Regions from separate parts of the Homo sapiens genome. Here region 2 is linked to region 1. A link is a loop called in an ENCODE intact Hi-C map of the cell type or tissue named here. Cell type or tissue: heart left ventricle. All regions are shown on one strand.

Region 1 (2,500 bases):
CACAAGTACTTCTCATGTAAAGATATTTTCTAAGATGAATGTTTTAAAGGTAAAATGTTAAGATTGTATATGTCTCAACAGTTTCTAAACACAATTAAGCATGAAGTGATCACAAACTCATCAATTTATGCCCCTCTGTCATAATCATTATGAGCATCCCCTTTCACTCTAAAAAATGGCTCCGACTGCATAATAAATTATATGGTTGTGCTGATCAGGAGGAGCATTTGGAAACAGGACCTTTATTGAGTTGTTACGTCATAGAATTCTATCTTTGCCGTTAAAGATTTTGTAATCTCAAGCAGAAAACTCTGAAATAATATTCAGTGTAGAGGGAGGGTGAATGTTTCTGTCTTGTGTTAAAGAAATATGCAAGGGGTGGCCTCAAGTTCTCATTTCTGACTTCCTTTTCTGGTAATGCCGGCCGGAGCATCTCCAAGAAGTTTAATCTTCCTTTGTACAGGGTTAAGAAAGGAACAAAGGACAGGATTTTTCTAAACAATGATATGTGCAAGTCATTATTTAGAACATGACATATGTACAAACATATCTTTCACATGAGCAAGGCAAATACAACTCACTTGGATTTTCCTGCTAAACGTATACAATGGGCTGCCAAAAGTTTCAGTCTCAGGAAATTAGAAAAAACACCAAGGGAGGTCTCTGACCACTTGATTAAGTCTAGAACCTGCCACTAATAGAAAATTCAGTGGAGAGATTCTTATCTTTCTGTGGCTGTTGCAACAATGAGGAGACATATATGTAAATACTAATGTTGCTACCTAACCACAGCATTGAAACAGAATTCTTTCCTTATAGCCTTGGACTGCTTAGTCATCCTGAGAGAGTACCCCTCTCTCAAATGCTCCCTCTACAACAGTGAGACTGTGATGAGAACAATTGCAGTTCAACAATCTGTTGAAGGAGGGAGAAGCCAGGAGCTCCAATACTGACTGGTGTATGGATCTCCTTCAGTCTGATTCTTTCTTAGTTTCTTGCTAGTTCAGTGTCCCCTAGTGGTAACTGGCCTCATTAATGAACAAGCTGGTCACAGGAAATAGACTGGGAGACCTGTATAATCATGGTCTCTTTCATTTGTGTTTTATAATGAACACAAATTCTTAGGACCTACTAAGTGCCAGGTAGTACATCTTCTCATTAACTCTCTGAGTAGGAGATTAGCAACATCTAAAATAAGAAACAGAGGTTCTTATCTACAGAGATAAGAAAACGGAGGTTCAAGGAGCCTAGGTGGCATAGCCAAAGATTGGTATGTTGTAAGAGTCAGAGCCAGGATTTGAAACTAGGATGTTTGATCCTTAGTCCTAATGTTGTTGTTGTTGTATTTGTTGATTTTTAACTGTATTCTCATGTTTCATGAGTCCAAGATGACAGACATTTTCTAGACACAAATACAGCATAGTGGCAATTAGGAAAGGAGCCTCAAGATCACTGAATCTCTTCTGCCTCACCTTGGCTGCCTCTGACCTTTCTGACTTTGTGAGGGTTGGGAGGGCACAGGATAGAATGAACAAAGAACTGGCCTTATTTGGACACACCTGGGTTTACATCCTAGCCCCACCACTCCACCATTCACTCAATAAATATCTATGGAGTACCAACCATACTCTAGGCCCCAGAGACACAGTGATACAGAACCGAGAAAATATTCTTCATTGTATTTCTCTTTCTTTCTGATCCCCAGTTCTGTCAACTCTAAAATTGAGGTGGGTATACCACTGAATATTTTTGGAAGGTGAATATTAAAAGTTATCTAACATGTTATGAAAAGAAAGATAGCTGGTAATTGAGGGCAAAATAGTAATACTGATGGCCCAGTGCAAGGCAGCTTTTGCAAGCTGAAGACAACTGATTGGTCCAATATTCTTAGAACCCTCTTTTGAGCTGGCTGTCTTTAGATATAACGAAATCTGTGTACCATCACATATTTTACTTAGCCAAGTCCTGAATTCTGTTTGTGACATTAAAGGAATGATTTATCTCTTCATCCACTCCAAGCTACGGAGGTGACAGTTCATAATTGTGGAGTTGGGTGTCCAGTGTTGCCACAAAAACAATGGAAAAACTGATATGTTTCCCAGACAAAGGTTGGTGTCTAGATATTTGAGATGATGTCTTTTGAGGAATATATTTAAAAGACTGAATGGTAACATGTTTTTCGTGAGCAATATTTTATGTTATAGTGATGCTAATATAATATTTACTTAGAACTTTGGGTATCTCAGAGCATATTGTTCCTTAAGGAACTTTGTGTTCCTTTTTCTAATACAATAATTGAGAAAACTGGCTTAGGAAACTAAGAAATCACTGAATGTTAGAGCATGAGCATAACTTAAAGATTTTCTAATTCAACCTCCTCATTTTACAGACTGGAACGCAAGTGAGATTATGTATCTTATTCAAAGTAATTCTTTAATTAATTCAACACATATTTATTGTGTGTCTTTCATGTGCTCGGTACTATTGTTCTACATGTTGG
Region 2 (2,500 bases), 510 kb before region 1:
AAAATAAATCTGGTCATTTTCATATTAATACATATAGACCTACATCTGCACTTTTAATGGTATTTTTTCTCTGGATGTATCATAAGTTATTAAACCAATATCCTATTGATGATGGATGCATAAAATTAAGGTAAGGAAATCAGACTATCTGTGTTGGAACCCATGGTATGCCTCTTATTAGCTGTGTGACCTTGGGCAAATTTATTTAAATTCTCTGGACCTCAGCCTCCTCATCTGTAAAAGTGGGGAAAGTAATAGTGCGTACTTCCTAGGATGATCATGAGAATGAATGAATGCATGTGAGCCACCTATTGCAGTGCTGGTATACTGTAAATGCTCAGTGTTAGCCACTAGGTTAAGTATCTTTAGAATGGTAGTGGTAAAGGAGAAAGCATAATCAAATAAGCTGAATGGTAACATATTCACAGACTAGAGAACTGAAATACAAAAGTGACATTAGGAATAGATCGGAAAGAATGTCTATCTGTAGTGTTCATTTGACATAGTGGAGAATCTTTGCCTTTGTTTTTCAGGAAACACAATTGTTCTTGGCTCCACTTTAGAGGATGCACATGGCTCAGTGCAGGGTGAGATTGATTTTGGCAACTGAATGGAACATTGGAGAGTTGAGTTTTAAGGCTCATTTGTGAAAAACAATAGCAATAAAGCAATTGACTAAAATGTCCTAATACAAGAAAATGATTGTTTAGAGTGTTGGATGTGATTTTTGGCTCTTGAATAAATTGCTTTGTTCCATTCATGAGAATAGCAGGGATTTTAACAAACATTATACAGTATTTTAAATTTTAGAAGAGCTTAAGTCTTGCATAATTTTATTTACTGTTGAGTAAAACGACTATACAGAACTATATTTCATTCACGTGTGTATATATGCCACACTATTAGAGTTCCCTTGAATTTATATAATAATGATAAGAATAATTCTGCATGCTTGTATAGTGCTTAAAACTGTTGTATGAATTTTTCAATTTTTAGAGGATTGCTTCCTTTTTTTAATTATATACTCTGATTAATCACTACTTTTGAAAAAAAGTAAGAAATCAGATCAAACTTATTTAACCTCAGGTTAAAGAAAAGAAAATGTGTTTTTTTTTTTAGTTGTGGAGAAAATGCATAGCCAAGAAAATCCCTGTTGAAATGTAAATTTTATAATAACATGAACTATAAAAAAATCATATGAGTGGCCGATGCCATTAAAATCAATTGATTTCTGTCGGACACAAACTACAGAAATCCCTTGTCAGAGAGGAGGAATATAGTTATTTTTAACTTGGTAACAAAATATTAATTTTGCATTATTTTTACCTGTAAAACCTTTCGGGAAGAGACAAATTACTTCCCCGTTGCCTAAGACAAAACAAAATGAAAACCATGTAAATTCTTTCATTGCACAAACTATTGCATTCCAGATGGTGGTGCTGTTCTCATTGAAAGAACACATCCCAAAAATGGTTTTGTTTTTTTTTTTTGAGGTAAAATTTTGCAATTACTCTTTCATTTATAAATTAAACTGTTAAGACAACAATAAATTATAGATACACTTTCTACTAGCCTTTAAAACTATTGTTTTTAGATTTGGGATTACTTTAATCTATAGTGATTAATCAACCATGTACTTAGCAAAAAGATAGTGGTGTGGTATATTTATTTATGGTGGGTAGTGGTATAAAAGTGTACAACACCATTCTTTGTATTTGAAAAGCAAAATATCCAAAGAATGCCACTATCTTTTTAAAACACAGTGCTACATTTATGAAGACACAAAAACCTATAGAAAAGGTGCAAAATTTTAAGACAAATCATTACTCAGATGGTTAAATGGAATTGCTAGTCAGATTCCAGCAGGGAAGCAGACTATTAAAGTCACACAATATATAACTGCCAACAGCTTTGCTTTCATTTTAGATAACATTTTGTTGTTGTTATTTCATTTTTTCAGTTTCATATTTTTATTCCAGTCACTTCCTAAGAAATGAAAATTTCTTTCTTTCTATAACATTTGCTTTATGAAATAATGCCCAAATATTCATATGTAGCTCTCTGAATGCCTGTGGATGCTTAAAGAAAAAATATCACCACATATTTATTTAAATTAGATGAAATCCAAATGTTTCCTGTGCAAGGACTGCAGTAGTTCTGTGAATTTGGGCGGGGATTGTCTCTAGTGTGGAAGTTGTTCCCCGGGTAGAAGCTCATATTAAAATGATTAAACACATCTTTCACTGTAAGAAAAACCAATCACTTTCTGTCAGGAAACTAGACATCCCATGTCCCCTTCCCTGCATCAAAATATCCTTAAAGGTTTTAAACTATTTTCTTTCCTTAGAAGAGTAAACAGTGCAGTTGACTCAGAAAGGAATCTGAGTCAGAAAGGAATCAGACTGGGATCAGTCTGGGATTCTGGAATCCATCAACCACTGACTTTTGGCCTTAGGCAAGATGCCTCACTTGTCTAAGCTGTTCCTTATACATAAATGAA

The links. Peaks named below come from ENCODE experiments on the same cell type or tissue, not always from the same donor. Only the 100,000 strongest peaks of a DNase experiment are listed, where the experiment ranks them.
Region 2: it touches region 1 in a loop (3-fold over the local background); 40 of 110 quality-filtered maps call a loop at or near these places.

Annotation. Positions count from the first base shown.
Region 1 is chr12:46,660,563-46,663,062 of GRCh38, forward strand. No RefSeq gene overlaps it. Among named protein-coding and RNA genes, the nearest start is that of SLC38A4, 160 kb to the right of the region's middle. In heart left ventricle, a CTCF peak has its summit at 1,015 (motif pointing left); no DNase peak of the experiment used is centred here; H3K27ac peaks cover 949 bases.
Region 2 is chr12:46,152,025-46,154,524 of GRCh38, forward strand. No RefSeq gene overlaps it. Among named protein-coding and RNA genes, the nearest start is that of SLC38A1, 120 kb to the right of the region's middle. In heart left ventricle, a CTCF peak has its summit at 1,416; no DNase peak of the experiment used is centred here.